2 separate regions of the Mus musculus genome follow, and region 2 is linked to region 1. Evidence: chromatin loops called from intact Hi-C (ENCODE). Cell type or tissue: left cerebral cortex. All regions are shown on one strand. Each heading gives the region's core, and the rest is flanking DNA. Links, peaks and the distances in the headings are about the cores only.

Region 1 (2,913 bases), core at 224-2,723:
TCATATATCAACTGCCTGACCAAGCCAAGAGTTGACACTGCCTTCCCAGGCCTCCCCGATCTCTGCAGCACACATTGAAGCCCTGAACAGGACGAATGGAACCATGCCAGCTCCTGATGAAGAAAGGACTCAGGAGCACACCCGAGACAAACTCTGCACCATTCACACAATTTTGCCCCAGGCTGGCTTTGCCTGAAATAATATTTGACAGCATCCTCCAGAAAAATCAATTTGTTTAAAACAGCAACTGATTTCACTCTGGGTGAAAATGTTTGGCATATGCAAAGAAGGAAGCCCTTTCTAACGTATGAACAAGCAGAATTATTTACCATTTACACATATACAACAAAATTGTTAATGTATGTTTTCTTAGAGGAGGGACATTTAAATATGAAGTATATGAGAATTTGGTTCTCTGAGAGCATTTTGCCCAGCACACAATGTCTTTCTTTGTTAGAACATTTGAAAGTGCGTTTGTCACTATTTTGTGCTTTTAAAAGGGGGAGGGAGGAGGAGGAGGAGAAAAAAAAAGAAAGAAAGAAAAGCTCATGATCTTGGGCTCTCATTTAGAATCAGAGCAATATGACAGGAGGAGGGGAAGCTGGAAGAAACGGCTCTGCCTAGATGAAGAAATCACAGGCAGAACGTTTCCAAGCTGCTAAACACCAGAAGGAGATAACAGGCAGTGTGTGAAATGCCAATTATGATGGGAACTATAATGGAAACAGTCCTAACAGCAGTCCACACTGCGCTTTGGAAAGCCTCAAGTGCCTGGCAGACTGAATCCTCCTGTGCTGGTGCTTTTGACCCGAGGCTTCCCTTTCCTGGGAGCCCTGCGGTTCCGGGGCCTCAGTAAGGTAGGAAGCCCTAAAGCAGCTCCCCAGAAAGGATACCCACCAGTCTCCTTCTGCCATGCTAATTACTTGGCTTCTTCTCTGGAGCACACCCCTGGTTCCCGGCCTTTCCCAGGGCAGTCTCTTGATGCACCCTCCCCTCTGCATTCACTGCACATGGCTGGAACCTTCTTCGCTCTCCTCATCCCTCTTCCAGCGGCTTCAACCTGCAGGCAAGACTCCAGCCTTCTCTTCAGTTTTCTCCTCCACAAAGCTTGGTCCATGGCACTCCCACCAATCAGAATTCCATTTTCCTTCTCGCTGCTGAGCTGTTGTAACTCCTTCGTGACACGCATCGTACTCTGCCTCGCTGCACAGCTCTGGCTCAGCTGTCACCATCCCTAACTAGATTGTGAGTGTCTCAAGATGGGAACAATGGCGCGGATGTTTATGCCTGCACCCCCACCCCCAAGTCTCTAGGGTTTTGTTGTTGTTTTGCTTTTTTGGCTATAAGCATTTGATAAATGTTTAATGGAAATAGGACTCTCTTTCTTTCTTTCTTTCTTTCTTTCTTCCTCTTTAAATGCACTGTATGTTTGGAACAAGAAGGTCCAGCCATGTGAGTCCAAGGAGGGAGAATAGTGTTTCATCCTGAAATATACCCGAGGTCACTCAGTCAACTTAACACAACTCAAGTGTGCTGCCCTCCCCGTCCCCCACAGCTGTCCCCAAATGGTAGCCTATGTTCTGGCACCCTGTGTGAGAGATGTGAATGGGCCAGTTGTAGTCTTTGCCATTCCAGTGTCTTTTCTCAGCTTAGAGAAGGGAGTGCTGTCCTTCTGAGGCCTCAGTATTCAGCCATCCTGACTACCCTCCTGTCAGACCATGCCATCAGCTGCTCTTCCTCACACTTGCCTGGTCTCCTTCCAGAAAAACAGACTGTCCTCTGTAGTAGTAAGGCAGAAACGACCTTCCTTCAAGTCTTCCTTCCCCCTCAAGCCCCCAGCCAAGCTCCCGCGCCTAGCCATGTCCTCTGCCTCTGTCATGGCTGCTCTTCTCATCCCAGAAAATGAATCGCCCTCTTCACTGGTGTTCAGCCTGAGACTTCAGGACCTTGACCCTTCCCTTTGGTGACCATCCCAGTTTGGCTCTGCCTTTAGAAAGCAGTTCCCAATTTCCTCCTTCTCCTCCTCTCCCTTACTGTTACTCTCTGCACACACACACACAAAAAGATACCCAGTAGCTTCAACCTACGCTACCTCAACAGCATCCAAACACCATTCCTGCTATCCTCCGACCCTGGGGGCCCTACTGACTCCCAACGGCAAGAGGGATTGCACCATAGGCAAAGCCAACCTACACGATGCCAGAAGTCCTCTCCAGGTTTCCATCATTCCAGATTGAATCCAAGGCCTCCCTGGGCAGGCTTCCAGCTAACCTCTCTTCCAAACTTGCATTTTTCCAGTTGCTCTAGCCTCCTGACTTGCTCTGGTGCCCTGCATCTCTCTTCTTGTGGTTATAGAATTGCAGTATCCCCTGTCCCAAACTCCTTCCCAGAGTACCCTCCTCCATAGCCAAGCCTCAACTCAATAATGCTCTCCATAGAAGTCTTTTCTTCTCTTGCTGCTTAAAGGACACCCAGCCCACCACCTGGTATCTCTCCTAATGACACGGTCTGCTGTTTGCTTCTCAGCATTCAACACTATTTTGGAATTATCTGACATAATGATGTTATTGTGCTATTTGTTTGTGTGAAGGCCATTCCCCCACCACTCTGCCATGAATTTTACCAGGGCAGACATCTTCGTTTTCTGACTTTACCTCAGAACCGAGGACTGAGCCTTGCATTGGGGCTGTGCCCTCTCCCATGCGTATGGCAAGTGGCTCCTCTCATCTCCACAGTGTTCCACACATATGTGGTGGCACACAGCTGTCTGCCCAGCTACCTTGATTACTCTGTGTGTACCTGCAGAGAATTGTCTCTACTTGCATTTGCTAACACTCACCCCTATAGTCCGTGAGCACTGTCACACCTCACCCCACACTCACCTGGAAGATGTGACTCTTCATTTTTCGTAAA
Region 2 (2,913 bases), core at 109-2,608, 49 kb before region 1:
AGATGCCCGCATTCTAGAATTTTACACATCTTCCCATTCACTCCTCACACCCTCCATATGAGGTATGCAGTGGGTGGGCTCATTATGCTAATTTTATGGAGGAGGAGGCTGAGGCAGAGAGATTAAGCAACTTATGATGGAAGAAGGAGGAATGTAATAACTGAGAAAAAGGAGCTGTCAGGTTTCCCTGATTCTTGTGCTATTCTAAGACTCTAGTTTCATTGTAAGATTCACATGAGCTTAGATCCACGGTTGAAAACGGTAGCCCAGAGGCTAAATATTTGGTGTGACTATGAAGTGTTGAAAAACAGAAAGAAAAAAGGATATGAATTTATGAACATCATTTATAGTTGGATAATGGCATAAGAATTATTGATTTTAGGGTTTCCCCTGGAAGACTGGAAGAAATCCTAGACCTGGGCTTTTACGTAGCAAAAGCGAACTGAAGCTGGAGGTGGCAGATTCTTGGCAGACTCTGGGGTTCCCCATAACCCTCACTTCCTGCCACTTCTAATATAGAAGCCAAGCTCATCTGTCAGTGTGCTTGGTGCCCAGAACCATTTCAGTTTGAGACACCTCACCAGGGACATTTGCACTGCTTGGGGAATGAGTCTATAAATGAAACAGGCGCTCCAGGAGTCTTCTGAAAATCAAAGATCTTTCTAAATTAAAAGGATGGAAATTGTCAAAAATAACAAACCCTTTTTTTCCCCAGTGTGTGTGTGGGGAAAATCATCTGAAAAATTTCTCAAGAAAGAAACTATTTGGTGATATGGAAAAATCAGCCTGTGTTCTGCAACCCTTGAGTGGCGGCTTCAAACATTCAAACCTTGCCAAGACAATTTTCCCCTTTCAGATTCAACGCTGCTCCATTTATCTCAGTGGGGACTAAAGACCAGCAGAATTTGAAGTCATAAAACTGAGCCTCTTTGAATGATTTTGGTCAAAACAGCTCCTTTGTCAGCTGCAAAGTGTGCTTACTTAATGTTCTTCTGCTCCCTGAAGATCCTAAAGAGAAATTTCTAAAATTTCCCCAAAAACATTTCACCTCTGAGCCGATTATAAAACTGGAGAATTTCATTTGGAAAACAGGCGCATATTTCAGAGCCTTATCAGCTCTAGGGTAGAGGAGATTATAATGGAAGCAATGTTCCCCCTCCTTGCTTTAACTAAGTGAATGCCTTTGTGATCACTGCAATAATGATGCTCTGATTTATATAGCACCATTCATTCTTCAGAGGCCCTCAAAATGATTTACAATCATTATCTCATTAAATCCTCTCAGATATCCCAGGAAGACAAATAACCTCAAGAGAGATTATCCCTAGGAAAATATCTCCCTCCAAGAGGCGAGATGAGCTACTCATGATCCTAGTCCATGTAGCCCTGTGACAAGAAACAGTGTCTGGGTCTGTACAATGCCAGATGGAGTCTTGTGTAAGGATTGGTGTCTCCTAACTGATGTAAGACTCGATTTTGTCCCCCAATGTGTCCATATGCAGCTTCTAGAGGCCTGTGCAATGGGAAACCACATCTGGGTCTTCCTATCTGAAACTGTTTTTAGATCCTGTGGATAGAAGGGCATTCACCAGCTCTTGCTGAATGCATGAATGCTAGTTTAGTCTTAAGACGTCCAGCTGCACTTGATTATTCTGAAAGCTCAAATTGTACCCAGGAGATGAATTTCCCCATGTTTCCCTTTGCTTTGGAAACAGTAGAGTTTGTTCATAAATTTTTATACCTGATGATGATTTCAAGTGAGGAAAGAAACAAAGCTCTTGTTGAAGTACTCTAGGAGTGTGTGCATGAAGGCACAAGAGAGGGCAATTTGCTATATCAGTCATGTAAATTAAATTAGCATTAATACACTGAGCTCCAGGACAAAGGACTGAGCTAGAAAGATCAGTAGATAGCATTAGGAAAAGAATAAATAAATTTCAATAGAAAAGTCAACATTGACTCCTCTAGAGTCACATTATTTTAAGTTCTACTGTGCGTGTCATTAACATAGAATGGGGAAGGGTTATCCTTGGAAGTTTCTTTTTGCAGTGGGATGCAGTCAAAGGAGAGATGCAGAACTAGAAAATGTGCTGAGAATAAGAGACTCAATGCTCAGCCCATGAGACATGTGCATCAACTCTCCCCAACACCACCCAGGACCAGAGAGCATCACAGGAGCTGGGAGAGGCAGAAAGAAAGCAAGAGCTGAAGGATGCAGAGGAGTGCTCTGAAATGCCATCTTCCAGACAGGTTGTAATTATCGATTGCCTCATCCATGAGCTCAACAGTAGCTGAGGTTCCTTTCATAAAATGTGCAAGATCAAGCCTGCCAAAATTCTGGCATCAATGGGGCAGATAAGCTCTAGTTCTCACCCCTCCCTGAGGAGCTATTTACAGTTGATAGTTTCTGGAGTGGGAGAATCATTCATTTTTGATAGGCTATGGCAATTGGTAGAATTCTAGTGTTCCAGTCAAAGGTTCCACACTCATGAACATATGAGCAGCTCGAACCAGATTTAGTAGATTATTTTTTTAAAAAAAGACATGAAGTTAGGAGGGGGTTGTGTTGAGAAAGAAATGGAAGGTAATCAATCCTATTCCCCCATCCAGCAACCCTATGACATATATCACACCTAAGATATGTATGCCAAATATACAGTATATTCTCCATAGTACAGATCACTTATTAACTGGACCTTCTTCCCTGGTTTGCAAGGGCCATACCTGATTCAGAAAACTTTATGAGTGGAGACCTTTTTTAGAGGTCCACCTCAGGCCCTACATGTTTTGAAGCTGGTATTACTTATGAGGGACAATTGGTCTATCTCCACCTCTCCTTCCCTTCCCCACAAATACCTAAGAAACATATGGTGCTAGTTTCCATAGGACATAGAGTATGAATTAAATACTGTG

The links. Hi-C counts contacts between places; a loop is a spot of excess contacts. Peaks named below come from ENCODE experiments on the same cell type or tissue, not always from the same donor. Only the 100,000 strongest peaks of a DNase experiment are listed, where the experiment ranks them.
Region 2: a loop joins it to region 1, with 4 times the contacts of the local background. A loop is called at or near these places in 2 of 42 quality-filtered maps.

What each region holds. Positions count from the first base shown.
Region 1 is chr1:159,613,092-159,616,004 of GRCm38, reverse strand. All of the region lies in intron 1 of Tnr (tenascin R), which reads right to left. Among named protein-coding and RNA genes, the nearest start is that of Tnr, 91 kb to the right of the region's middle. In left cerebral cortex, for the core only: no CTCF peak of the experiment used is centred there; DNase peaks (open chromatin) are centred at 688, 1,090 and 1,607; H3K4me3 peaks cover 681 bases; H3K27ac peaks cover 1,693 bases.
Region 2 is chr1:159,662,302-159,665,214 of GRCm38, reverse strand. The region is part of intron 1 of Tnr (tenascin R); the gene reads right to left. Among named protein-coding and RNA genes, the nearest start is that of Gm31348, 120 kb to the left of the region's middle. In left cerebral cortex, for the core only: no CTCF peak of the experiment used is centred there; DNase peaks (open chromatin) are centred at 532, 1,496 and 2,308; H3K27ac peaks cover 1,282 bases.